6 separate regions of the Homo sapiens genome follow, and all the other regions are linked to region 3. A link is an interaction called in ENCODE POLR2A ChIA-PET data of the cell type or tissue named here. Cell type or tissue: K562. All regions are shown on one strand. Each heading gives the region's core, and the rest is flanking DNA. Links, peaks and the distances in the headings are about the cores only. Region 1 holds the start of IGDCC4 (immunoglobulin superfamily DCC subclass member 4). Region 2 overlaps IGDCC4 (immunoglobulin superfamily DCC subclass member 4). Region 3 holds the start of RNU5B-1 (RNA, U5B small nuclear 1). Region 4 holds the start of CILP (cartilage intermediate layer protein). Region 5 has its middle 26 kb from the start of CILP. Region 6 overlaps IGDCC4 (immunoglobulin superfamily DCC subclass member 4).

Region 1 (4,822 bases), core at 1-4,000, 120 kb before region 3:
GTCACTTCACCTTCTCCAGCCTCAGTTTCCCCATGCGGCGACATCTGAATATGGTAGTGCTTGAAGGTAGTGTAAAAGTGTCCTGCCTGTGTTAGTTACTGCCAGAGCAAGGGAAGGAGGCCAAGAGAAGCCCTTGGTTTGGGATGGCAGATAGGACTATCAAGATCTCCGCAGGTGGGCTGGCGCAACGTGTGGAGAAGCGAACCAGCATTCAGGCCAGGACCTGGGCTGGAATGGACTGGGCTCGGGTGGCAAGGGGGCCATCTGGACAAAGACCGTGGCCCTGAATCTGCCTCCCCTGAGCCTGGAACGGAGGTGGAGACCCCGAGGCAGCAACAGGGAGAAGAAATAGAGACGCTGAGGCAGAGAGACCAGAAGACTCAGAGACGGGGAGACTAAGAGACAGACCCAGCAACAGGCGGCCTCACGGGGGCCCGCGGCGACCCGGAGAGGGCGAGGCACCGGGACACAGACCCGGGCCGAGAGGAGCCCCCGCGAGGCGCAGGGCCGTGGCGCGCGGGCGCAGGGTCCCCGGCGGGGCCAGGGTGGCCACACTCGCCGGGCGCCCCCTCCCGGGCCGCTCGCCCAAGATGGCGATGGAGGGGCGGGTGAGGCGGCAGCGGCCCTGGCCCCCGCGCCGGCCCCAGCTCGGGCCCGGGCCCCCGAGGCCGCGCCCCCGCCCGCGGCGCCGCGCCTCCCCGGGCCACTGACGCCCGGCGCGCTCTCCCCCCGCGGCGGCGGCCGAAGCACGGGGAGGCGGCGGCGGCGGCGGCGGCCCGAGCCCAGCCCCATGGCGCGGGGGGACGCCGGCCGCGGCCGCGGGCTCCTCGCGTTGACCTTCTGCCTGTTGGCCGCGCGCGGTAAGGGCGGGCGCCCGGAGAGGCAGGAGCGACTGCGGAGTGCTGGTGCGCCCGCGCCCTGGTCTGCATCGGGCTGCGGGGCTGGCTCAAGCCGGAGTCCCGAGCAAGTGCGGGGGCTGCGCGTCCAGGTGCCCGCGATGCCTGCGCGGGGGTCTGCGAGCTGCGGCCGGGGGGCGTTTGTGGGGCGTGCTTGTCCGCAGTGGGTGTGTGCCTTTGGTTCGCAGAGTCTGGAGTCGTGTGTGTGTGTGTGTGTGTGTGTGTGTGTGTGTGTGTTGGGAGTGCTCCTGTCGTGTCCGCAGTGCGTGCCATGGTCGCGGCGTGGCATCGGCGGGGCGGGTAGCTGCGGTGTCGGTGGCTTTCGCGGGGCGGGCTCTGCCTTGCCTGCGCGTGTCTTGGGTTGAGAGTGTGTGTAAAAGAGGAGGGAACTGGGGTTGTGTCTGCACCTCCATTTGGGTCGGGTGCGTGTGCAATTGTGTTTATGGGGCTGAGCTAATATTTGGCCTTGGCATTTGGGAAGTGTCCTTGCCCATAGTGGGGGACAGAGCGATGGATCCCGTTTGACTGGGGGTGGTGGTGATAAAACAACACTCAACTTTGCCCAGTGGGTGTGGTCCCTGGGGCCGGTTAGAGAGGGGTAGAGGGAGGTGTTGCTCCCCAAAACCTGTGGCCAGCAGTGGACTGGGGGAGGGGGCAGGAAACCATTTGCTTTCGTGGACATGTCCAGCGCTTGTTCTCACGATGGGACGCGTGTCACCCCGGCCCCACCCCCCAGGGACCGACCAGGGAAGCGTGGACGAGGTCAGCAGGGCCTCATCCAGTCCGCAGCCCAGTGCGGAGTGGGTACGGGGTAAGTCAGAGTTGTCCAAGCTGGAGAAAGGGCTGGGGAGGGGATAGCGAAGTCCCCAAGGGTGTGTGTCTAGGGCTGCGGCTTCCACCCACAGCTCTGTCGCTTCCTGTCCGGTGTGCGTTTGGGGGCGGCTCATGGGGAGTGTAGGTGGCAGGGCTGGGAGGGGGATGGGCTGGCCGCTTTGTTCGCCTAGTTCTTGCCTTCCCCGCGGAGGGGGGAGCTGAGGATGTGTCCGGGGAGAGTCGGGGAGGGACTTGGAGGTGGGGGTGGGGAGGGGGATTTCTCTCCAGCTGCTGCGGCTTTCCAGAGAGACTCAGCCAGGCCACGTGGGAGGGAGGCGGGGGGAAGGAGCCTCCGCCTGGCCAGCCCCAGGCCCATCTCCAGGAAAACCAAACAGCGGGTGGGAAAGTGCCGGGAACTCCTCGGACCCCTTCTGTCCCTACAAAGACACGCCCCTTTCCAGCCCCAACAGCGGATTAAGCTGGAGGCCGCCGCGAGGCTGGGTCTCGGCTGCTGGGCCAGAGGAGCTGGAGGCCCTGGCTTGTCAGGTGAAAGGGGCGGGGAAGTGTCAGAGAGAGGTCTGTCTTCCCAGAGCTCAGGGGATTAAGGAATAGTTCCCCTGCCCCACCTTCCGCTATTCCTAGGGCTCCTGGAACGAGCTCAGGGTCACCCAGCTAAACGGCATCAGGGCTGGGAACCGCACCGGCGCATTATTCAATACCTTTAGGACCTGCCGCGAGGGACCCAGCTTCCCTGGCCTCTCCCTGCTCCCGAACGCACAAAGCAGGCGAGGGACCGAGTTGCGGCGTCTCTTGGTTGCAGTGTGAGTGGCTACAACAGCTTGCCCTGGTCCTCCAAATCTCAGCAGGCCGGGGGACACTCCAGTCGAGTCATGACTAGCCACCCTGATCTGTACTGAGGTCATTCATTCGTTCAACAAATATTTATGGAGCACCTTTTATAGGCTAGCTTGTGCCTAGTGCCTAGAATATAGTAAATAAGGAGGCAGACCTGATCCCTGGTGCAAAGCTTTCAGTCTGGTGGAGGGGGAAACTGACAAGTCCCCTGAAGTGCTGGGGAAGACGCAGGAAGGAGGGGCTCCTACACCGATCTGGGAAGGTCAGCAAAAGCTTCCTGAAGAAAGTGATGAGTAGTAGAGCTCGACATGGAGTTAGCCCTGTAGAAGGAGAATGATGATGGGGACAGTTTTCCAGAGAACAGCATGTGCAAAGTTCAGAGGTGATTTAGTTGAGATCATTGGATTAAACTAAATCTAGCTGGAGTTTAGGGACAAGGGGTGGATGGGGGGCAGGTGAGGGAAGCATGGAAAGGGGTCAGGGAGTATCAAGACAGGAGGCTGAAGAGGGGAGCTAGATCCAGCTCACAAAGGGCTTTACAGGGCCCACCAAGGTTTCTGGCCTGAGAGTCCCCATGAGCCCTTGACAGGATTTAAAATCAGCTTTGCATCATCTCATTCCAGCCAGTGTGGAGGATGGATTGGGTGGGGCTGGAGGCAGGAAGCTCCAGCTCCTTCGAGGCTGTTGTAGCAATCCAGAAGAGAGGATGGTGGCAGCTAGCATAGTGGCAGTTGGGGTTGGGCTGGAGTGGCTGCATTCCAGAGATTTTCAGGAAATAGAATCAGTAGAACTTGAGGATAGATTGAATTTGTAGGGGGCGAGAGAGAGGAAAGTAAGAAATAGGCCGGGTGCGGTGGCTCACGCCTGTAATCCCAGCACTTTGGGAGGCCAAGGCGGGCGGATCACGTGAAGTCAGGAGTTCAACACCAGCCTGGCCAACATGGTGAAACCCCATCTCTACTAAAAATACAAAAGTTGGCCAGGTGTGGTGGTGCATGCCTGTAATCCCAGCTACTCGGGAGTCTGAGACTCGAGAATCGTTTGAACCTGGGAGGTGAAGGTTGCAGTGAGCTGAGATCACGCCACTGCACTCCAGCCTGGGCGACAAAGTGAGACTCTGTCTCAAAAAAACAAACACAACAACAACAAAAAAACATGAGGCAGAATGAAGGGCTGGTATTGGGGTTAGGATAATGCCTGTGCCTGCCCATCTCCTCCCAACACTGTTCTTGAGTCAGGGACTGGGACCCCTTTGTGAACAGGTGGCGAGAAGCCGAGCTCTGTTCTTATCACACGCACAAAGGTGGGGCTCTCGGCTCTCCCTTCTTCCCAAGTCAGAATTTGGAGGGTAGGGAACCTAGAGGTCAGTAATGGGAGGCCTCTAAGAACTTGAGAGCTTTCTCCTCACCTGGGAACTCCTCACCTCCCCCATCCCTTTCTCAGCCCAGAGGCTCAGAGGCCAATCTCAGTCATTTGGGGTGGGCCTCTTTCCCCATCTTGGAAGTTAGGAATCAGGTCAAACAGTTGGAGTTTCTTTTAATAATGAATCTTATCCAGAAGATACCTAAACCTTCATTGATCCTCTATGTGCTTTCATGACTCAATTAAACACACATTTACATGTTAATTAGCATTTCTTTTCTCCTAAACATATCTCTTTCAAGTGAAGCAATTTCACAATTAGCGCATCATTGAATGTCAGCACTGAGAGGAACTTAGAAATAATTTCAGGCCAGGCTCATACCTGTAATCCCAGCACTTTGTGTGGCTGAGGCAGGAGGATCGCTTGAGCTGAGTTTGAGACCAGACTGGGCAACATATTGAGACCTCATTTCTACGAAAAATTAAAAAAAAAAAAAAAAAAAGCATGGCGGTCATGGTGGTGTTCCCTGTTGTCCTTGCTGCTCAGGAGGCCGAAGTGGGAGGATTGCTTGAGCCCAGGAGTTCAAGACTGTGGTAAGCTATGATGGCTCGCACCACTGTTCTCCACCCTGGGCAACAGAGTGAGACTCTGTCTCAAAAGAAGAAAGAGAAAGAAAAGAAGAAACAATTTTAGCATGAACCTGTTTTTACAGATGAGAAAACTGAGTGACTTCCCAAAGTTACATGATTAGGGACTGAAATGGGGCCACCCTTTCTAGGGATACCCAAGTTCACTCTCTTTGCACTCCTCTATACCTTCTGAGACGTTATCAGCTTCATGCTCTCCCTCTCAAGTGGGTCTATCTGGGCTCTGGAATCCACCCTCCTCCACTTAA
Region 2 (4,000 bases), core at 1-4,000, 110 kb before region 3:
GGTCACAGTTAGTAAGGGGAGAGCCAGGATCCAGATGCAGGTGTTTCTCCTTGATTTGCCCCAGCCCCTGCATGGGTGACTCAGGAGCAGAGGCTGTGGGAGGTGGGGGGACATACACTGATGGCCCCGTGCTCCTCCTCTATGCAGGGGAGCTGCTGTTGCCCCAGGAGACGACTGTGGAGCTGAGCTGTGGAGTGGGGCCACTGCAAGTGATCCTGGGCCCAGAGCAGGCTGCAGTGCTAAACTGTAGCCTGGGGGCTGCTGCCGCTGGACCCCCCACCAGGGTGACCTGGAGCAAGGATGGGGACACCCTGCTGGAGCACGACCACTTACACCTGCTGCCCAATGGTTCCCTGTGGCTGTCCCAGCCACTAGCACCCAATGGCAGTGACGAGTCAGTCCCTGAGGCTGTGGGGGTCATTGAAGGCAACTATTCGTGCCTAGCCCACGGCCCCCTCGGAGTGCTGGCCAGCCAGACTGCTGTCGTCAAGCTTGCCAGTAAGTGCTTGCATCGGGCGGGGGTCTGAGGCTGAAACCCAGACTTGGGGTGTGCGAAGTGGGATCTGCAGTTAGTTACTTGCACAAATGCCTCTCTCTTGATCCCACTCCCCCTTTCCCTGCCTCCCATCCTGCTCAATAGGTCTCTTCCTGGTATTGTCTATCCTCATTCTTGGGTATTCCATAATCTTCCCGCTTCTTCTCCACTCCCCTGTTCCTTCTGCTTTTCTTTCCCTTTGAGTCCTAGAGTCTGGGCTTGTGCTGTCCTCCAGGGAGCCTGCCAGAGTGCCCCCTTTGTGTCAGAGGCACAAAGCTGCCTCCTAAGGGAGCTCCTGCCTGCACGGCAGGTGGAACATGTGGAGCCAAACCCCACGCTCCAGCCTTACCCCTTAGGGGGCTCTCAGGAGGCACAGATCACCATGAAGTAACTTTCAGGCCAGAAGAAGTGTGCATCTTACTGTATAGTTTGACCATCATGATGATGTTGGGCAGGGGGGCTTTGGAATTCATTCTGCTGGCAGTATCTGACCGCTAATCACCACTTCTTGTTGTGTCTCCCTCGGTCTGAATTGGCTCTGCTGTGTGTTTCTGTGACTGTGTGTTTCTGTGTCTCCATGCGGATGTGTTTCACTGTTTGTGCTTGCTGTGGCTTCTCTCTCCTATTCTTTTCCCGTCCCTGCCTGTGTCTCACTGTCCCCAGCACTCGCAGACTTCTCTCTGCACCCGGAGTCTCAGACGGTGGAGGAGAACGGGACAGCTCGCTTTGAGTGCCACATTGAAGGGCTGCCAGCTCCCATCATTACTTGGGAGAAGGACCAGGTGACATTGCCTGAGGAGCCTCGGTGAGTGCCCTGTAGGGGAGCGGGTCCTGGTAGGCAGGGCAGAGAGGGCTCTGGGGTGTGCTCAGAACTGAGATTCTTAGAGTCGAGGTAGCTGCATTTACCTAAGCTGACTTGAGTGTTAACCACCGCCTGACTCCTGGCTCATGTCTAGTCCCAAAGAGAAGTTGGACAAGAAGTTTTTGCTCCCTGGGAGGAAGCCACCCATTGAGCTGTGGAGCCTGGGTAGGTGTAGTAGTAGAGTCCTTCCCAGCACATCTAGTCCAACCACTTGCTTTATTGTGGAGACTGAAGGCCAGAGAGGAGCTGTGGCTTATCCCAAGCCGTACCATGAGCCATTGGCAGAATGTTGGTTGTCTGTTGAGGGCTCCCCGAGGCTGCTGGGAAGGTTTTCTCTTTTCAGGGTTCCTCCGGAGTTTCCACTCTAGATGCATAACTTCTCTTCCTCTCTCAATTCCATCCAGTGGGGCGTAGCCCTCTGAGAAGTGAATTGTAGAGGTCTTTCCTCTTTCACTCTCCTCTTTCCCTGTAAAGGCAATGGATGGGTAGAGCAATCCCAGGGAAGAGTTTCCAAGGCGGAAGGGAAGCAGAGGCTAGACCTTGGACTTGGTCCCTCTTGTGGCTTCCTGGGTAGGTCCAGATGTGTATGCAGCGTACCAGAAACCACAAGGCTCATTTGCATCTGTGGTCTCTGAGTTGGTCTCATGACTCAGTCATCACCCCCTGGATTCTTACGTATCTTTGGAAATGTGGCTCCAAGGCCTTTCCCAGCCACCCTGCAGTCCTCTCCCTATATCTCGGTAGCTGTAGTTACCAGCTAGATCCTTCTCCCGTCCTGGTGGAGGTGGGGCTCCTTGGGCTCTGAAACACTGCCCTTTCTCCCCTGGATCCAACCTTCTGTTGCCTGTGTTGCATTGTCCCAGCTCCTCTGACTTTTGCCCATGTGTAGGTAAGGATGGGGGTTGTAGGAGAAACTTCGGGGTAGAAAAGCCACAGGACAGTTGTGAGGGAGGAAGAGGGTGAGAGGTCCATACATAAGAGATCCTGGCTGGGTGTGGTGACTCATGCCTGTAATCCCAACCTTTTGGGAGGACGAAGCAGGAGGATCACTTGAGCCCAGGAGTTCAAGACCAGCCTATGCAAAATATCAAAACCCAGTTTCTATAAAACAATACAAAAATTAGCCCAGTGTGGCAGTGTGGTGCCTGTGGTCCCCGCTACTTGGAAGGCTGAGCGAGATCACTTGGAGGTTCAGGCTACAGTGAGCTGGAATAATGCCACTGCATTCCAGCCAGCCTGGGTGACACACCGAGACCCTGTCTCAAAAAAAAAAAAAAAAAAAGAGAGAGACATCCTGTTGACTTTGGTGATGGGTTAGCCCCACTGGTCCTCAGAGAGTCACTTCTCACCCAGTCTATTCTCCTTCCCACCTATAAAATGAAAGGGGGAAACAAATGAAAATTGATTTAGATTGTGGTTTCCCAAAGCGTGGCCTTTATAGAATGTTAGTCCCTTTAAATGCTTCTTGAATGAAGTATTCTATGATCAAATAAGAACAGGAAACTGCCTGTAAATCTCCCTCCTGGAGTTGGCAAGGCCCTGAGAAGTGCTGTATCGAGAATCCTGTTGACCTTGTTTAACGAAGCACTTCCTAGGCTCGTTTGCCCAGGAGCCCCTTAACATCCCATGAATGAGCATTCTAGAGGGTGAACCCTGGGAAATGCTGACCCAGCCTTTCTAACACTGACATTTGAAGTTCTGTGCCTTTCTAAATGTGGAGCCTGTCACCACTGTGTGATGATGGGTGCCTCCTGGGAGTTCCATGAACCCAGAACAGATGAGCTAGGCAGGAGAGAACCACGCGAGAGCCTACTCCTGATGCCCCCCAGAGAGGGTAGCAGAAGGCAGCAAAATCTCCCCATGTTGAAAGTCACAACATGAACCACTTAATGGGAGTGTACCTTGGGCCAGGCACGTGCTGAGCCTTTTACATGTTTTCTCACTTAACCCTTCCAATCATCCTTTAATGTAGGTATTTCTTATTTTCACATTTTCCTCTATTTACTTTTAATTGATATTCCAGCAGATGCATTTTTAAAATTCATATCAATATGGCTGGGCGCGGTGACTCACGCCTGTACTCCCAACACTTTGGGAGCCAAGGCGGGCGGATCGCTTGAGCTCAGGAGTTAGAGACCAACCTGGGCAATATGGTGAAATGTCATCTCTCAAAAAATACAAAACTTAGGCCGGGCGCGGTGGCTCACGCCTGTAATCCCAGCACTTTGGGAGGCTGAGGCGGGCGGATCACAAGGTCAGGAGTTCGAGACCAGCCTGACCAACATGGTGAAACCCTATCTCTACTAAAAAAAAAAAAAATACAAAAATTATCCAGGCGTGGTGACGCATGCCTGTAATCCCAGCTACTCAGGAGGCTGAGGCAGGAGAATCACTTGAACCCGGGAGGTGGAGCTTGCAGTGAGCCAAAATTGAGCCACTTCACCTGTCACCCAGGCTGGAATGAAAATACAAAACTTAGGCCAGGTGCAGTGGCTCACGCCTGTAATCCCAGCACTTTGGGGGGCTGAGGTAGGTGGATCATCTGAGGTCAGGAGTTCAAGACCAGCCTGGCCAACATGGTGAAACCCCGTCTGTACCAAAAT
Region 3 (4,000 bases), core at 1-4,000:
AAAAAGCCAGGCACAATGGCACACACCTGCAATCCCAGCATTTTGGGAGGTCGAGGTGGGAGGATAACTTGAGCTCAGAAGATCCAGAGCAGCTCACCCTGGGCAACATGGAGAAATCCTGTCTCTACAAAAAGCATAAAAACAAAATAAAAATTTTTAAAAATCAGCCAGTGTGGTGGTGCACGCCTGCAGTCCCAGCTGCTTGGGAGACTGAGGTGGGATCACTTGGATCAGGAAGTTGAGGCTGCAGTGAGAGGATATCATGCCGCTGCACTCCAGCCTGTGTGATAAAGCCAGACCCTGTCTCAAAAACTAAAGTAACATTTAAAAACCACTAAAAGTTACAATTTCATAACTACCAGATGGACAAAGATTAACTTCTGAGCATTTCTTTTTTTTTACTTTTTTTTTTTTTTTTTGAGATGGAGCTTCACTCTTGTTGCCCGGGCTGGAGTGCAGTGGCACGATCTCAGCTCATTGCAACCTCTGCCTCCCAGGTTCAAGCGATTCTTCTGCCTCAGCCTCCCGAGTAGCTGGGATTATAGGCACCACCACGCCCGGCTAATTTTTTATATTTTTAGTAAAGACGGGGTTTTGCCATCTTGGGCAGGCTGGTCTCGAACTCCTGACCTCAGGTGATCCGCCTGCCTTGGCCTCCTAAAGTGCTGGGATTACAGGGGTGAGCCATCACGCCCGGCAACTTCTGAGCATTTCAAGGCCAGTAAGGGTGAGAAGCAATGGGAATATAATAGGCCATTTGTGAAAATGCAAATAAGTACATAATTTGGGAAAAAATTATTATGCAGGTACCTACCTGCCCTAAGACCCAGCCAGCCATTCCATTCCACACTTTAAGGAAATATAACCTTGCACAGGTTCAAGGAGTTCCAATGGCCAAAATCTGGCAAAACCCCAAAACCTACAGGAAGGGAGAACGGATCTACACACTGTGCTCTGTTCAAACGTTTTACACCTAGCAGAGGTGCACAGGGCAATTATTAGTCATTGTCCATGTGTGCCGATTGAGCGCTTGAAATGCAGCTAGTCCTAATTGAGATGCGCTAAATGCAAAATATACACAGGATTCAGAAGACTAAGAAAACAATGTACAACGTGGGTTTCACCACGTTGGCCCAGGCTGGTCTCGAACTCCTGACCTCAAGTGATCCGCTCACCTTGGTTTACCCAATGCAGTGGGATTACCGGCATAAGCCACCGCGCCCAGCCAGAACACTTTTAAGAATCTTTCACATTAATGACACTGAAGTAAATACTTCTAACTTGTTGGAAGAAGCTTCACTAGAAAAAGAACGCTTGCACTTACACAAAGTTTAAACGCATGAGCGATTGAAGCGTTTACAAGCAGAACCGAAAACTTAAACGATATCTGTAAGAAACACCCTAAATGAAGTCAATCTGATTTTTTAACAGCTTTATATAGCCTTGTCGGAACAAGGCCTCAAAAAATTAGCTTAAGACTCAGAGTTGTTCCTCTCCACGGAAATCTTTAGTAAAAGGCGAAAGATTTATACGATCTGAAGAGAAACCAGAGTATGCTTGTTAATTTCATAACTCGTTTCTCGGGTAACAGAAACTCCTAGTATAGTGATGGTGACTAGTGAATGCCAAGGTTCTATACCTAGAAAAAAATTTTAAGAGTATTGTTTAAACAAAAGTCTAACTTTCACAGAATATGCTTAGAATAAAAATGTTTGATTTTGCCTTTTTAAATTTGTACTGTGAGCAGTGCATTATGGGTATGCAAATAATCGGATCAATCTTTTGATTCCGGAACAGAGCATTTCACAGAGTGCCTTATGTCACCGTTAGGGGGCGAAGCCGAAGACTGGCTGGCTGGAAAATAACGCTTTCCTGGTCAGAGACTCGGGTTTTATCTGTTTTGTGTATTTGTACGTCTGAGTTTGATTTCTTTTAAATAAAGACTGCTATTAAATTGAAAGAGAAAAAATTGGCAAGTCAATGATTAACACAGAATTCAGAATAGTGGTTCCTCCCTTCGGTGAGGAGCGAGAGATGTGACTTGGGGAAGGGCGCACAGGGGTTTAAAAAGTTTGACAATTTCCGTTTTCTTAAACTGTGTGGTGGGCGCAGGGGCGTTCTGATGTTATTTTTAACCGTGCACTCCGGGGATATACTGAATTTTGCATGCCATTTGAGAATTCCCGGCAATGTCCTGTTTAAAATTGGAACTTGAGCGCTCTGTTTCAGGTTTCCTGCCCGACCGGAATCTGCTGTTGGGGATGCAATCTTGCTATTCCAGTTTCAGACCTCGTGTCTCCTTATTCTAGGCGGGAGGATCGCCTGACGCCCAGAGTTCCAGACCTGCCATCTCTACAAAAAATAATAATTTAAAAACATAGTGCTGCCCTCTCCCCCTCGGAGCTACACTGTCGGCTCTCACCAGCCTACAGGGAATTCCTTTCTAAGGAATGTGCTCACTCGGCAACCAGTGAAAGGAAAGCAGTGCAGGCTGGTCTGGAATTACGGGCCACAAGCAATCCTCCCATCTCGGCCTCCCAAAGAATTGGGATTACAGGCCTGAGCCACCTCGCCCAGCCAGCACTAAGACTTTTACAGCCGATGGTGTAAACATTTCATTTCCCGACTTTCACACCTTCTCTAAACCAACACTTTTTTTCACTTTGCTGCTCCTTTGCTAGCAAGTCAATCATATTTGACATGCATGTAATTTAAATTTGTCTAATACATTTAAAAAATAGATTTACTGGATATAATTTAAAAGCCAAGCGATCCATCCATTTAAAGTATACCATTCGGCCGGGCGCGGTGGCTCACTCCTGTAATCCCAGCACTTTGGGAGGCCGAGGTGGGCGGATCACCAGGTCAGGAGATCGAGACCATCCTGGCTAACACAGTGAAACCCCGTCTCTACTAAAAATACAAAACAATTAGCCGGGCGTGGTGGCGGGCGCCTGCAGTCCCAGCTACTTGGGAGGCTGAGGCAGGAGAATGGCGTGAACTCGGGAGGCGGAGCTTGCAGTGAGCTGAGATTGTGCGACTGCACTCCAGCCTGAGCGACAGAGCGAGACTCCGTCTCAAAATAAATAAATAGAGTATACAATTCAATGGTTTTTAGTATATTCACAGTTGTAGAATCATCCCCACAATATAATTTTAGAATTTTTTGTTTTGGGTCTGTTATTGTTTTTCTTTTTTTTTGAGACGGAGTCTTGCTCTGCTCCCCAGGCTGGAGTGCAGTGGCGCAATCTCGGCTTACTGCAACCTCCGTCTTCCAGGTTCAAGAGATTCTCCCGCCTCAGCCTCCCAAGTAGCTGGGACTGTAGGCGCCTGCCACCATGCCCAGATAATTTTTGTATTTTTAGTAGAGACAGGGATTCACCATGTTGGCCAGGCTGGTCTTGAACTCCTAACCTCAAGTGATCTCCCCGCCTTGGCCTCCCAAAGTGCTGAGATTACAGGTGAGCCACCGAGCCCAGTTAGAATGTTTTTGCCACTCCGAAAAATGAAACAGTACCCATTAGAAGTTACTTCCCACCTGCTCATTCACCCAGCCTCTGGCAACTACTAATCTACTTTCTGTCTCTGATAGGCCCATTCCAGACATTTCATATAAAAGGAAGCATACAACATGTGGCCTTTTGTACCGGCTTCTTTTGGTGTGGCTCATTGGTGAGCAAACATTCATCTGGTTTTGTTTGTTTGTTTGCTTGGTTTTTCCTTCCCACAACAAGGAAAATGTGATTTAATTCTACAAATTTACAAACCAAAATACAAAAACAAAATGTGGAACACAAAATAAAGATGAGGAGTTCTGAGACTCAAGGCAGCTCAGCCGTAGCAGCTGCCCCGTGGTCCGGGCTGAATCCTCCCCATGACTTGGAGTCGGCTCTGACCTTGCCAGAACTTGAGGCTGAAGCCGGGCCCGCAACCGAGGCGCCCTGGTTCGTGATGGTGAAGTGGAAGCCAGTCTCCTTCACGTGGTCGTCACCCAGCTGGC
Region 4 (4,866 bases), core at 867-4,866, 92 kb after region 3:
ATTATCTGAGATCTGAGGAAGAAGTACTCAAGATGGGCCTGGGTAGTTGCAGAGGGCAGGAAGGAGGACACTGAGACAGGGATTTGAAGAAGGACATTCACACTGGTGAGGGAGAAGGGCCGTATTTCAAGATGGGAAGCTGGAGAATAAAATTATAAAGGCACAGAGGTAGAACAATGACAGAGGGTACCCAGGAGAGGGAGGAGAGCAACTTGGTCAGAGGGTGAGCCCCCTCTACCACCCTGGACTCTGGGTTTCTGTGTTCCCAGGCAGTGGGGCAGCAGCCACTGATGGTCACTCAGAACTACAGCCAAGGCTTCCATTCTTCAAGGTTTATCAGCTGCTTATCCCCCCACAGGCCTCCAAGGCCTCCTCCAGCCACAGGGGTTGACGACAGAGGTGGTGGGCAGGTGGTCAGAGAGTCAGATAGAGCACCCTCCTCCTGAGCCACCAGGATCAGGTCAGACCCCTCCCAGTGTTCCCAAGCTCCTTTCCCCACTGCAGGGTGCAGGGTGTGGACCCCTGGCTATAGGCTTGGGTTACAGGTGGCCTAGCTAAGCTGGGTTCCAAGTCCCTTCATCCCCTGGGCAGGGATGGGGTGATTGATGGGTTTCCAGCATGTTCCAGGCAGAAGCTTGGAGTGGCTGCAGAGTAGCCTGGCTTGCAGAAGCCCCAGATGGCCACTCGTGGCTGAGGCTGACCCACCCAGGCCAGGCCTTGGACAGTCTAGACCTACGGCCACCTCCAAAGCCCTCTCTATTCTGGGGTCCTGGTTGAGGACAGCAATAGCTTCCCCCCCAAAGGAGTCCTGGGAAGAGAGAGTGAGGGCAGGCTCAGATTTCCCCAGTCTAGCCCTGTGCAGCTCACACAGCTCATTCCTACTTGGAGACAGGAAAGGACTCTGATGGGAGTATGGGAGGAGGCAAGATATGAGACAGGTGGACGGAAATGGCATGGTGGAATTGGAACGCAGCCCTCAACCCTGTACTTACCATATTAACACGCACTGGCCACTTGGGGCTAGGTAAGTGAGGGCCTCAGTGTGAGTGCTGGGCTGAATGAGGAGACCCAGGCAGGAATCCTGGCCTAAAACACTCCACTTTGCCCAATCCTCACCCATAGGGTACCCTGCCTCCCACTACAGAAAGAGATGGAGGTGACTGGGAGGCTGGGGAGGCGTCTCTTACCCACCCTGGCATTCCACAGAATGAAGGCCTTGGAGAGCAGCTGATTACCCTGACCTTGCCCTCTGGTTTACCTCCCACTACCTTCCTTTCCTGTGTATCTCTCTTGCTGTCCTTATCCAGCCTTGGTGGTCATATCTGCTTCTCTGGACTTCCTCCTGACCTTGACTCCACACTGGCTCCTCTGACTTCTGCCAGACACGTAGGAGCAGTCGTTCCCTCCACTCTCTCCTCCCAGCTCTGTTTGCTGTCAGTACAGATGGTCCCCAACTTAGGATGATTCAAGTTACAATTTTCCGACTTTATGATGTGCAAATGTGACACAAATTCAGTAGAAACTGTACTTTCCTGTACAACCATTGTGTTTTTCACTTTCAGTACAGTATTCAATGTATCACATGAGATAATCAATACTTTATGGTAAAATAGGCTTTTTGTTAGATGGTTTCGTACAACTGTAGGCTACTGTAGGCTAATGTAAGTGTTCTGAACATATTTAAGGTAGGCTAGGCTAAGTTCTGATGTTCAGTAGGTTAGGTGCATTAAGCGTATTTTTTTTACTTATGATATTTTCAACTTACAGTGGGTTTATTGGGACATTACTATAAGCCAAAGAGCATCTGTATATCTCAAACCTTGCAATCTCAGAGCTGGCAGGGGCCTGCAAACTCACTCAGTCCATCTCCCGTTGCACACCTGAGGCCCAGGGTTACTTGGGTTCTTGCTAGTTCACGGTCGCATATCAGAATCAGAAACAGCCAGGACTAGGCTTCTGAATTCCAAATTTCAATTTTTCTCCTGTCCTTTGATCTGGGGATTGTGGCTCAGCCTGTCTGTCTGTCTATTCCTTAGGCCATCAGATTTCACATGGGGTTCACTCAGTTCAGACGTCTGCAGTCAAAGCCATGGCTGAAACTGAGTCATGGCTTGGCTCTGACAAGTTGGACCAGACTAGGGCCAACTACAGGGCTTATGAACCAAGGGCTGGTGGCCAGGAGGGAGACGGGGCTCCAGGAGATAAAGCAAATCAGATCTATGCCCCAGGTCTACTTGGGAACCATGCTGCTCAACATCCTTTCTCCACCCCCACTCTCTTCCCCAGCAGATTTTTTTTTTTTTTTTTTTAGACCAAGTCTCACTCTGTCACCCAGGCTGGAGTGCAGTGGCACGATCTCAACTCACTGCATCCTCTGCCTCCTGGGTTCAAGCCACTCTCCTGCCTCAGTCTCCCAAGTAGCTGGGATTACAGGCACACTCCACCATGCCTGGCTAGTTTTTCTATTTTTAGTAGAGATGGGTTTCACTATGTTGACCAGGCTGGTCTTGAACTCCTGACCTCAAGTGATCCACCCGCCCCTGTCTCCCACAGTGTTGGGATTACAGGCGTGAGCCACTCCACCCAGCCTCCCAGTATATCTTGTCAAAGGCAATGCTCAGAAAAAACAGCTCTTACGCACACATACACACACACACACAGAAAGACACATACACACAGGAAAAGGCATAAACACACACACACAGAACTCTCTGGCATGTGGGTATGCACTGTTGTACTACGGGATCATTTCCACGTGAGGCTCTTTCCTCTGAGTGCAAGGATACATCTCTTTTCTTGTGCCTTCCCAGTGCCCAGTCTAGAGCCTGGGAATAAGAGCTCGGTAAAGGTATGTGGAGAGAGTGAGCTGACCCTGGCGTGGATGGCCACAGGACCAGGCCTCCATCTCCAGTTGCTGGCATGAGGCAGGAAGCCCAGCCCAGGCTAGATGAGCCTGCTACATGGGGCAGGACCTGGGAAGCTCCCACTGTGGTCCTTAGTACACTCGCTCTTCATCTTCTTCCTTCAACTGGGGCTCTATCACTGTGACCAGTCAATCTCAAAATGTGATCCATGAACCAACAGCATCAATCTCATCTGGGAACTTGTTAGAATGCAAAGTCTCAGGCCCCACTGAATCAGAAACTCTGGGTGTGGGGTCCAGAAATCTGCTTTAACCGCCCTCCAGGTGATTCTAACACATGCTAAAATTAGAGAACCAGTGTCTGTGCAAACAGATAACCTCATGCTGGGGCCAGGGGGCCGGGAGTGGGGGTGTGAAGCCCCAGAGCACATGCAGCTGCATACGCCCCCTATGGGTAACACTGGCTGTTCACATGCTGGTGGATGCCTATACCTGAAGGCAGACACGTACTCACACGCATGCACATATATGAGCATCAGGGTCTCAGAAGAGTCCACATGCTGGAGCTCTGGGGTCTCAGTGGGTACCAGCAGGCACTCAGATGGAAGTGGGGGGGAGAAAGGAAGAACTGTTCTCACCAGCTGACAACCTATGCCCCACAATTCTTTTGTCCCTTATCCCTTCTGAGGTTCCCTGAGTGTTCCCTCAGAAGCCAGAGAAGCTGAGTAGTTGCCCAACTCAGACCAGACACACCCAGCTGAGAGGCCAAGGTGGCCTGTGTGCCTAAGAGTGTTTGGAGTATGTGCTAAGACCAGCAAAGTCTTTTCTCTGTGTGGGCGAGCCAGGGCCAGGGGAATGTGGGGCATCAGCAAGCTAGGCTTAGGCAAGAGCACACCATCCCCCGGGCCATGAAATGCTGCCCAGATCTAGAATTCCCCGTGGCCCCTTCCCAGGGCTGTTTCTAGTGCCCAGCCCACCTCCTGACCCCTCTCTCTGCTCTGGACTGTGATGCCCCAGGCCACTGCCCACCTGGCCCATCACCAGGTCCTGCGGCATCTCCTCCTTAGGATCTGGACATAAAATCCTGGCCTCTGTGAACTGCAAGGGGACATGGGGAGGGGAGAGGGAGGCTCATGCTCAGATCTGGTTTCGCTGCTGCTTCCTCTGGCTGGCTGCCACAGGCTGAGCCACCAGCTGTGCTATATAAGGCCGGCACTGGACTGCTGGAGAGGCGAAGGCTTGGACCCCCAGCTGAGGAGTCCTGCTCAAGACACGGTGAGCTCCACTCCTATTCCCCTCACCCCATCCCTGCACCCCACTGCTGGACTCAACTGCTCCTGCCCTCCCCTGACTACTCCATTCCCTTCTCCCCACTTCCCCCCACTTTTTGCTGCCTGATCCTTCATCTCCCACAGAGAAGACTCCCTTTCTGCTTTGGGAATCTGCTTTCCCCCATTGGCCCAAAGTCCTCTCCCTCCCCCACCTGAGGACAGGAACCCCCAGATGGTCCCACTTAGGGTTTCCATACCTCTGGGTGCCCTGCTTTATTCCCTGCGGTCAGCCAGTCTGCTTTGTCCAAGTGTTCTGAGGAGCGTGGGATGGCAAGCCTAACCATCAGGGCATATGCTGAGGAAACGGCGGAGATGCTGAGAAACCTCTGTGGGCTGCCAGATGGGAAATGGTTTTTCCACAAGGTGTCTCAGGCCACCTCAGCCTCCAGACATCCCTGGAGCAGGCTCAGGCTCAGGCTGAATGCAGTGCAGGCCAGCAGACTGCTCAGCTCCCTGCTTGGAGCCCAGAGGGATACACACAATGTGGAGGCCTTTGGGACGTCCTGGTGACTCTGCTCCCTCATCCGAGAAACAGGTAGTGGTGGGGCCAGTGGTTTTAGAGCTAGAAGGTCTGCAGCATGGGACTGGTTTTTTCTTCCCCTGGAATATCCCAGTGTTTTCAGATATGTGTATTTTTTAGAGAGGAGGACTCTTCCCTTTCCTACCACACCC
Region 5 (4,886 bases), core at 496-4,495, 67 kb after region 3:
ATGGGAGGTGGGGAAGGGAAGTTGGATTTCAAAGGAGCACGAGAAAACTTTTGGAGGTCATAGGTATAGTTCTTTTTCATTTTTTCTTTCTTTTCTTTTTTTTTTCTTTTCTCTCTTTTTTTTTTTTTTTTTTTTTTTTTTTTTAGGCAAAGTCTTGCTCTGTTGCCAGGCTAGCGTGCAGTGGTGGGATCTCAGCTCACTGCAACTTCTGCCTCCCAGGTCCAAGTGAATCTCCTGCCTCAGCCTCTTGAGTAGCTGGGACTACAGGCGCACACCACCACACCCGGCTAATTTTTGTATTTTTAGTAGAGACCGCAGTTTCACCATGTTGGCCAGGATGGTCTCGATCTCTTGACCTCGTGATCCGCCCACCTCAGCCTTCCAAAGTGCTAGGATTACAGGCATGAGCCACCGCACCCAGCCTTCCTTTTTTTCTTTGAGTCGGGATCCCACTCTGTCACCCAGGCTGCTGTGCAGTAGTGCAATCACAGTTCACTGCAGCCTCAAACTCCCAGGCTCAGAGAATCCTCCTGCCTCAGCCTCCCAAGTAGCTGGGACTACAGGCACATGCCATCATACCTGGCTAATTGGTTTTTATTTTTTGTAGAAATAGGGTCTCACTATGTTGCCTAGGCTGGTCTCAAACTCATGGCCTTAAGCAGTGCTCCTGCCTCTGCCTCCTGAGTTGCTTGGATTACAGGTGTGAGCCACTGCACATAGATATGGTTGTTATCTTTATTATACTGATGCTTTCATGGGTATATGTCAAAACTTAGCAAATTGTAAGCTTGAAGTGTGCAATTAATTGCATGTCAACTATACCTCAATAAAGGTATTCAAAAAACTGCAACCTGATCTAATTTGTTTCTTAAAAAATCACCCTGGCTGCTGTAAGAAGGGATGGAGGGGGATGAGAGTCGACATGGGAGTCATCAGGCAGCTGGCACAGTCACCTGAGTGAGAGATGCTGCGGCTGCAGTGATGGCAGTGCGGAGTGGAATGGACAGATTTGAGAGAGATTATAAGACCTAAACAACAAGACAAGACTTGCTAGCAGTTTGGATAAACTGCATGAGGGAAATGGAGAAATCCAGGATAGCTATCACATTTCCAACTGGAGCATGGAGTGACTGGGGCAGCCTGGGCCAGGGACAGATGTGGTGGTGAGCGTGGAACAAGAGTTCTCTTTTCATCTACCTCTGGGGATGCCTGGGCTCCAGGAGAAGGGTCTGGATGGAGATAAAATTTGAGGATATTAGCAAATAAATGTTTTTTTTTCTTTTGAGGCAGAGTTTTTGCTCTTGTTGCCCAGGCTAGAGCGCAGTGGCATGATCTCAGCTCACTGCAAACTCTGCCTCCCGGGTTCAAGCAATTCTCCTGCCTCAGTCTCCCAAGTAGCTGGGATTACAGGCCCCACCATGCCCTGATAAATTTTTTGTATTTTTAGTAGAGGCAGGGTTTCACCATGTTGGCCAGGCTGGTCTCAAACTCCGGACCTCAGGTGATCCACCTGCCTCGGCCTCCCAAAGTGCTGGGATTACAGGCGTGAGCCACTGCGTCCAGCCAATAAATGAATGGTATTTTAAAGCCAAGTGAATGGATGAGATCATGTAGGGACAGAGAATAGAGAAAAAAGTAGTATGAGAACTGAGCCCGGGGCACCCCAACATTTAGAGGTCTCCTGAAGGAGAGGGAGCCTGTACAGCTCATCAGGAAGGAGCAGCTTGAGAAGTACCCAACTGCATTAATTTCCTGTGGCTGCTGTAACAAATTACCACAGACTGGGCAGCTTAGAACAACCAGAGATTTATTCTCTTACAGTTCTGGAGGCCAGAAGTTCAAGATCAGACCACTGGGCCAAAATCAAGGTGTTGGCAGGGCTGTACTCCCTCTGGAGGCTCTAGGGGAGATGTTGTTCTTTGACTCTTCCAGCTCTGGCAGCTGTTGGCCTTCCTTGACTTATAGCCACATCACTCCAATCTCCCTCTCTGTGGTCACACTACTTCCTCCTCTTCTGTTCTAATCAAATCTCCCTGTGCCTCACTCCTTATAAGACCCTAAGGACACATAGAATTTAGGGTCCACCCAGATAATCCAGGATGTCCTCCTCTTCTCAAAATCCTTAATTAATTACATCCATGAAGACCCTTTTTTCCAAATTTGGTTACATTCACAGGTTCTGGGAATTAGGATGTAGACACATCTTTTGGGACCACCTCTTAATCCATTACACCCACTGACTGACAAATAAGGGGTGACTCACCGAGTGATGCAAAATGGCAGGACTTCCTGTGTCTGGGAGGAGGGACTGAGTAGGTTAAGTGTAGGGTGCTCAGCCTGAAATCTCAGGCAAGGAGGTATAGGGCCAAGGCTGCAGCTGGCTTCAGCCTGTGTGGGAGAGTCTCATGGGGAGGGGAGGAACTGCAGATAGGAGGTTCCCAGCCCTCCCAGGCCTGACTCAGCGTCTGGCTGGGGCCATCTACACAGCAGCCAAAGTGATCTTTAAGTTGTAAATGTGTTCATATCACTCTCCAGTATGTGACCCTTCAACAGCTTTCCACACCTTTTTTCTTTTTTTTTTCTTTTTTTTTTTTTTTGAGACAGAGTCTTGCTCTGTCGCCCAGGCTAGAGTGCAGTGGTGCAATCTCGGCTCACTGCAACCTCTGCCTCCAGGGTTCAAGTGATTCTCCTGCCTCAGCCTCCCGAGTAGCTGGGACTACAGGTGCCCGCCACCACATCCAGCTAATTTTTTGTATTTTTAGTAGAGATGGGGTTTCACCATGTTGGCCAGGATGGTCTCGATCTCTTGACCTCGTGATCCGCCCACCTCGGCCTCTCAGAGTGCTGGGATTACAGGCATAAGCCACCGTGCCCAGCCAGCTTCCCACAACTTTTATGCGGAAGTCCAATACCATTACCCAGCCTACAGTGCCCAGGGGCCTGGCCCTAGCCCACCACTGCGGTCTTGTTTCATACTTCCTGTCCCTGCTAGCTGTCTCAAGACATACTAGCTGCCTCTCAGGCTGCTGTTTCTCCTACTCTAGGGCCTTGGCCTGGTATCCCCTCAGCCTGGAAGGCTCTTGTTCAACCCACTTCATTGAGTTAGCATCCAATGGTGTTCCAGATCTCAATCCAAATGTCTCTTCTGCAGAGAATTCTCTCTTGGTTCCCTGGTCCAGGTCATAAAAATGTGTCATATAAATTCTCATGGCTCCCTGGAATCATCTTCCATAGGACCATCAAAGTTCATAATTGTGTACATATTTGTAATGTTATTTTATTAATGTTTGGCTCTACCACTAGACTGTAAGCACCACAGGGTTTGTAGTATTCACCGTTCTATTCTAAGTGCCTTGTCCAGTGCTTGACAAACAGAAAGGAGATGTGGTGGGTTTAAAACATGTCTGCAGGGCTGGGCACAGTGGCTCACGCCTGTAATCCCAGCACTTTGGGTGGCCGAGGTGGGTGAATCACCTGAGGTCAGGAGTTTGAGACCAGCTTGGCCAACATGATGAAACCCTGTCTCTACTAAAAATACAAAAAAATAGCTGGGCATGGTGGCACATGCCTGTAATCCCAGCTACTTGGGAGGCTGAGGCAGAAGAATCGCTTGAACCTGAGAGGCGGAGGTTGCAGTGAGATCGTGCCACTGCACTCCAGCCTGGGCAACAGAGAGAGACTCAGTCTCAAAAAAAAAAAAAAAAAAACCATATCTGCAATTTTTTTTTTTTTTTAAGACAGGGTCTCACTCTGTCGCCCAGGCTGGAGTATAGTGACGCCATTATGAATCAAAGGTAAGTTGAGCGATTAAACAGCTCACTGCCCCCTCGACTCCAGGCTCAGGCGATCCTCCCACCTCAGCCTCCTGAGTAGCTGGGACTACAGGCATGTACCACCATGCCCGGCTAATTTTTTTTTTTTTTTTTTTTGTAGAGATAGGGTTTTACCATATTGCCTGGGCTGGTGTTGAACCCTGGGCTCAAACAAACTGCCCACCTCATCCTCCCAAAGTGCTGGGATTACAGATATGAGCCACCATGCCTGGCCGGCAAATTTTTTGACATCCTTTCCATCAAGAGGTAGAATCTAATTGACCTTCCTTTAAATATGGGCTGGTCTAATGACTTGTATCTAATTAACAGAATGTGACAGAAATGCTGTGTGACATCCGTGGCTAGGTTCTAAAAGGTAATGTGGCTTCCTCCTGACTCATTCTCTTTTAATTTTTATTTTATTTTATTTTTTATTAATTTTTTTTGGGGGGGACGGAGTCTCTTTCTGTCGCCCAGGCTGAAGTGCAGTGGCGCGATCTCGGCTCACTGCAAGCTCCGCCTCCCAGGTTCATGCCATTCTCCTGCCTCAGCCTCCCAAGTAGCTGGGACTACAGGCGCCCACCACTACGCCCGGCTAATTTTTTTTTTTAAATATACTTTAAGTTCTAGGGTACGTTTGCACAACGTGCAGTTTTGTTACATATGTATACATGTGCCATGTTGGTGTGCTGCACCCATTAACTGGTCATTTACATGAAGTATATCTCTTAATGCTATCCCTCTCCCCCACCCCTTTTTTTTGTATTTTTAGTAGAGACGGGGTTTCACCATATTAGCCAGGATGGTCTTGATCTCCTGACCTCATGATCCACCCGCCTCAGCCTCCCAAAGTGCTGGGATTACAGGCGTGAGCCACTGTGCCCGGCCCCTTTTTAAATTTTTTTAAATCTCTTTTTGGATGCTCCCTTTCAGGACCCACCTGCCATGCTGTGAGGACACCCAGGCCACATAGAGAGAGTGAGGCCACATGTAGGTTTTACAGCCAGAAGCCCCACTGAAAACCAAACCTGCAACCAGCATCAACTGCCAAACATGTACTGAAGAGGCTGAGAT
Region 6 (4,886 bases), core at 462-4,461, 90 kb before region 3:
AGAGACCTTAGTTGCGGGATCCCGCGCTCAGCGTCGCCCCTCGCGCCCCTAGCGGCTCCCGCCATCACTCAGGCGCCCGAGGCGCTGTCGCGGACGCGGGCGAGCACAGCGCGCTTCGTGTGCCGCGCGTCGGGGGAGCCGCGGCCAGCGCTGCGCTGGCTGCACAACGGGGCGCCGCTGCGGCCCAACGGGCGCGTCAAGGTCCAGGGCGGCGGTGGCAGCCTGGTCATCACACAGATCGGCCTGCAGGACGCCGGCTACTACCAGTGCGTGGCTGAGAACAGCGCGGGAATGGCGTGCGCTGCCGCGTCGCTGGCCGTGGTGGTGCGCGAGGGGCTGCCCAGCGCCCCCACGCGGGTCACTGCTACGCCACTGAGCAGCTCCGCTGTGTTGGTGGCCTGGGAGCGGCCCGAGATGCACAGCGAGCAGATCATCGGCTTCTCTCTCCACTACCAGAAGGCACGGGGTACGTCGGCCTGGGGCGGGATGCACCAGCGCAGGCCCGGGCGGGGCGCAGCCAGAAGGGGTTCAGGTCGGATGACTGAAGGGTTGCCTGATGGGTACCTCTGCGGCAAGGATGGACTGGGGTAGGAGCCCATAGGAGAGACCCGCATAAGTATGGTAGGTATGGATTAGGCAACTGGCGCTGGAAGGGCCACTGCTTCCCTCAGTCATGTTTGTTGAGAGAGGAGGGAGAGGACGTTCCTGGAGCCACCTCCCATCCCAGTTAACTAACTGGAGAGGGGGGTCATTTCCAGAAAGCACTCCCTAACCAGTGGAGGAATTAATACACTGAGACAGGAAGCTGAGGGAGTTTATACACTCCAGCTCAGATTATCTGGGATGATTTAGCTATAAATAGACACCAGGACAATATGAAGGATTCCTATACAGACTCCAGCTAGCCAGCACGGGGGGGTGGCACTATGACAGTCCCCTTGTCCCCCGTGTCACCAGGCATGGACAATGTGGAATACCAGTTTGCAGTGAACAACGACACCACAGAACTACAGGTTCGGGACCTGGAACCCAACACAGATTATGAGTTCTACGTGGTGGCCTACTCCCAGCTGGGAGCCAGCCGCACCTCCACCCCAGCACTGGTGCACACACTGGATGATGGTAGGGCCTCTGAACTCGCAGTGGGCAGCTTGGGGTAAAGAGAATTCCCTGGGGAGGGGAGCTCACCCTCTCTTTACTAATGTAAAGGCATTTTTACCTGCTCATATCATCTTTTGTGCCCCGTAAGAGAGTGGGCGGGGTTCTTCTCCTCAGTTCACAGTTGGGGAAACTGAGGCCCAGAAAATGAGAATGATTTGCCCAGGTCAGTAGTTCAGCTGGGACTTAAGCCCAGGTCTGTGATGATTCCCTGTGTCATGCAGTTCTCCCTGACACCTATGTGCCATCCAGCTGGGGTAGGGGCCAGTGACATTAACCCATTAGACGTGGAAGATTGTGCTCCAAGACTTTTTCCAGCTTCAGGGTGGGAAAGATGTCCCCTCATCCTTCAGCTTGGGGCTCCCCTGAGAAGCTCCCTTTCCTCCCTCAGATCCTGGTCCTGGCCTACTTCTGACTTGCTGTGTGACCCAGGCAAGTCTCTGACCGCTCCCGAGCCTCACCTTCCACGTCGGTGGAGCAGAGCTCATGCTGATGTTCTTCTGTCTCAGTCCCCAGTGCAGCACCCCAGCTCTCCCTGTCCAGCCCCAACCCTTCGGACATCAGGGTGGCGTGGCTGCCCCTGCCCCCCAGCCTGAGCAATGGGCAGGTGGTGAAGTACAAGATAGAATACGGTTTGGGAAAGGAAGGTGAGTGGGGGTGGGTGGGCTGCAGGCATGTATGGGAATGATCAACGTGAAGAGCTGTCAGGGCTGCTGGAGACCTGAGCAGGGTACGGGAGTCGGAGGAAAGGAAGCAGAGTAGGGGTTGGGGAAGGGTGAACCTGAAAAACAGGGGTCTGGGCAGGAATGAAAAGGGAAGACAGAGGGGCCTAGCTTAAGGCAGAGGGAGGCCTGGGCTCTCACCCCAACCCCTCTACAGCTGCAGTGTGTACTTCTACTGAGTCCCTGCCTCAGTTTCCTTATCTGGGAAATGGGGGGCTGAGGTGGGAGGATCACTTGACCCCAGGAATTCAAGGCTGCAGGGAACTGTGATCGTGCCATTGTACTCCCATCTGGGTAACAGAGCAAAACTCTGTCTCAGAAAAAAATAAAAGGATAAAAAGTTAGGAGGAGGAAGGTAGCTGAGGGACCAGGGGAAGGGTGAGGAAGGAGGGAAAGGTGAGGAAGGAGGGAAGGGTGAGGAAGTGGCCATGGTGGCCCTCAGGGCTCTGGAAGCCAGGCGTTCTTGCTGGCCTTCATGGTCAGCCTCTTGTGTCTGCATCCCGTGTGTGTGTGTGTTGGCAGGGGATGGTCATTGACAGCTCCTGGGGAAGTGGGGAAAGCCTGCCATCATTCTCCCTGCAGCTGAGCCCAGGCTGATGGCCTGCATCAGCCAGAGTTGGAGGCTCAAGCGTCAACCCTGGAGCCATAGAATCTGCCCAGGCACTGAGGGGTCAGTGCTGAGAACGCCTCAGGCTCCCACGGGCACGGAGGAACCGGGATGTGAGGCGGAAGAGCCATGTAGGGGGGTTTAGGATCCTGTTCCTCAGGTGGCTACCCAGCAGCCCACCTTTTCTGTCCCTGCAGATCAGATTTTCTCTACTGAGGTGCGAGGAAATGAGACACAGCTTATGCTGAACTCGCTTCAGCCAAACAAGGTGTATCGAGTACGGATTTCGGCTGGTACAGCAGCCGGCTTCGGGGCCCCCTCCCAGTGGATGCATCACAGGACGCCCAGTATGCACAACCAGAGCCATGGTACGGGGTTAGAGGAGAGACAGGACAGTGTGTGTGTGACTGTGTGGGTGTGCGTGTGTCCTTGGGACCCAGCGCCCCACCCCCTGGCCCCGCCCTCCATCAGAGACCTTCCATGGCTCCCTCCGCTTGATGGGTGAGTGAGGCTTAGGTGCAGAGGTGAAGGGCTGGGATCTGGTGTCCCTTCGATTTGCTGTGTGACCTTGGACAAACCATTCTGAGGCTTCATTTACTGCCCAGGAATGGCATGAGGTTGAATAATGTATTGTAACTAAAGTGCTTAGTACATAAAAACTCATTGAATTGTAGCTGCTTCGAGGATGATGGTGATGATGATTGTTTTTGTTGAGAGGCCCAATAGAAGAGTGATTAAATGCTGACCAAACCGGTCTACATGCTCTCTATGCGACACTAGGTAAATTACTTAACTCTCTGAGCTTCAGTTTTCTTATCTGTAAAGCGAAGGTTGTAGTATTTTCACTATTTTAGAGGGTTGCAAGGATAAAGTTATAATAACTACACAAAGTGCATAGGACAGTGTTTGACACATTGTAAGCTCCTCACTCTCAAGTGGGTCTCCCTACTGTAATGGTGGCATCCCTCCTTCCTGGCCTCAGCAACCACCACCCCCACTGCCCCCAGTGTTTGATCCTTCAGAAGACTTCACAGAGGCCGATTCTGTGCCAGGTGCTATCAGCCTACTCCAGAGGTGCTCCTTGCTGACCCCTTTGCAAATGCCCAGCGGACACCCCTGCATTCCCTGCACTCTGTGCTTGTAGAACAGTGAGTTCACCTCTAGACCAAGCCCAGGACTGGCACTTAGAGTGGTGGCTGAGTGGTGATGTGTTGGGAGAATGCTGGCAAAAGGCTCTCACTGAATGCCATCTTCCTGTCTCTTCCTCATGCCTCTTCCCTGTCTCCTATCCCTGGCCTCCTTCTCCTCATTCTGCATTCTGTTCCTTAATTTTCCCATCCTGCTCCTCTGCCCCCCAGTCCCTTTTGCCCCTGCAGAGTTGAAGGTGCAGGCAAAGATGGAGTCCCTGGTCGTGTCATGGCAGCCACCCCCTCACCCCACCCAGATCTCTGGCTACAAACTATATTGGCGGGAGGTGGGGGCTGAGGAGGAGGCCAATGGCGATCGCCTGCCAGGGGGCCGTGGAGACCAGGCTTGGGATGTGGGGCCTGTCCGGCTCAAGAAGAAAGTGAAGCAGTATGAGCTGACCCAGCTAGGTGAGGAGGGCTGGGGGGAGGGGGAGGGAGGGATGTAGCTTCAGTGGGGACTGGGCAAGTTGTGTGAAGAAGTTAGAGATGGGATGCTCTCTGTGGACGGGAGAGTGACCCCAGATGTCCCCCTAGCCATTAAGCCCTGTAACCTTCCCCAGTCCCTGGCCGGCTGTACGAGGTGAAGCTCGTGGCTTTCAACAAACATGAGGATGGCTATGCAGCAGTGTGGAAGGGCAAGACGGAGAAGGCGCCGGCACCAGGTGAGGGCGGTGGGGGAAGAAGGCGGGGAGGGCTCAGGTGAGGGCTCTGCTAGCCGCTTCCTCTTCTTTTCCTTTGGGCCAGCCTGGTGAGCAGGTACTTTAGTAGCCTCAGCTCATGCCCAAACCCATTCTCCTAGGATCAGGGGTCCTCTTTTAGCTCCAGAGAGCCTCTGTCATGGAGAGAAGCTTGTTTGTTCACTGTCTTAGGCCTGCCACCTTATTTGCATTACCCATGAATAGTGCTGATTTCCAAAGTTTGAACAGAGGGAAACCCTATGGTTGATCAGTAACTCCCGACCCCAAGTTTGACTGTAAAACAAGTTTTTTTAAAAACACATTTGTCTACATCACACTATCAGACTATCTCTCAAGTCTAAGAAGAGTGAGTATCCCTGTGTGACCTAACGGGAAACTGAGGCTCAGAGAGGAAAAGGAACTTGTCCAAGGTCACACAGAGCCTAGGCTACAACTGGGACTCCTGGTTTCCAGGCAAAACTCTTTCCACTGCACTACACTGCCTTGTGGCCCTGCATTGGACACCTCAGTTGCC

What was found. Peaks named below come from ENCODE experiments on the same cell type or tissue, not always from the same donor. Only the 100,000 strongest peaks of a DNase experiment are listed, where the experiment ranks them.
Region 1: POLR2A ChIA-PET joins it to region 3 with 11 read pairs; 20 of 35 experiments call an interaction of 5 or more read pairs at or near these places.
Region 2: POLR2A ChIA-PET joins it to region 3 with 11 read pairs; 22 of 35 experiments call an interaction of 5 or more read pairs at or near these places.
Region 4: POLR2A ChIA-PET joins it to region 3 with 54 read pairs; 17 of 35 experiments call an interaction of 5 or more read pairs at or near these places.
Region 5: POLR2A ChIA-PET joins it to region 3 with 13 read pairs; 10 of 35 experiments call an interaction of 5 or more read pairs at or near these places.
Region 6: POLR2A ChIA-PET joins it to region 3 with 14 read pairs; 28 of 35 experiments call an interaction of 5 or more read pairs at or near these places.

The regions. Positions count from the first base shown.
Region 1 is chr15:65,418,831-65,423,652 of GRCh38, reverse strand. It overlaps IGDCC4 (immunoglobulin superfamily DCC subclass member 4), which reads left to right and starts at 706. Exons shown (of 20, transcript NM_020962.3): 1 at 706-860. The coding sequence starts at 791. LOC124903510 (a long non-coding RNA gene) reads right to left here. Exons shown (of 2, transcript XR_007064684.1): 2 at 4,084-4,822. RefSeq lists enhancers at 1-428, 1,404-1,673, 1,694-1,803. In K562, for the core only: no CTCF peak of the experiment used is centred there; DNase peaks (open chromatin) are centred at 732 and 1,882; H3K4me3 peaks cover 2,183 bases; H3K27me3 peaks cover 2,826 bases.
Region 2 is chr15:65,407,518-65,411,517 of GRCh38, reverse strand. IGDCC4 (immunoglobulin superfamily DCC subclass member 4) reads left to right here. Exons shown (of 20, transcript NM_020962.3): 2 at 148-498; 3 at 1,199-1,340. Among named protein-coding and RNA genes, the nearest start is that of IGDCC4, 13 kb to the left of the region's middle. RefSeq lists an enhancer at 262-919. In K562, for the core only: no CTCF peak of the experiment used is centred there; a DNase peak (open chromatin) is centred at 2,004; H3K27me3 peaks cover 2,749 bases.
Region 3 is chr15:65,302,232-65,306,231 of GRCh38, reverse strand. It overlaps RNU5B-1 (RNA, U5B small nuclear 1), which reads right to left and starts at 1,555; the gene lies at 1,439-1,555. RefSeq lists a silencer at 1,438-1,597. In K562, for the core only: a CTCF peak has its summit at 1,839; DNase peaks (open chromatin) are centred at 951, 1,291, 1,801 and 2,281; H3K4me3 peaks cover 1,055 bases.
Region 4 is chr15:65,210,700-65,215,565 of GRCh38, reverse strand. CILP (cartilage intermediate layer protein) reads left to right here and starts at 4,093. Exons shown (of 9, transcript NM_003613.4): 1 at 4,093-4,138. RefSeq lists an enhancer at 2,563-3,464. In K562, for the core only: a CTCF peak has its summit at 3,313; a DNase peak (open chromatin) is centred at 3,285.
Region 5 is chr15:65,234,683-65,239,568 of GRCh38, reverse strand. It overlaps a transcript of PARP16 not described here. Among named protein-coding and RNA genes, the nearest start is that of CILP, 26 kb to the right of the region's middle. In K562, for the core only: a CTCF peak has its summit at 1,878; a DNase peak (open chromatin) is centred at 2,408.
Region 6 is chr15:65,391,330-65,396,215 of GRCh38, reverse strand. IGDCC4 (immunoglobulin superfamily DCC subclass member 4) reads left to right here. Exons shown (of 20, transcript NM_020962.3): 7 at 53-466; 8 at 958-1,122; 9 at 1,668-1,805; 10 at 2,685-2,855; 11 at 3,846-4,082; 12 at 4,235-4,336. Among named protein-coding and RNA genes, the nearest start is that of IGDCC3, 16 kb to the right of the region's middle. In K562, for the core only: no CTCF peak of the experiment used is centred there; a DNase peak (open chromatin) is centred at 2,925; H3K27me3 peaks cover 3,478 bases.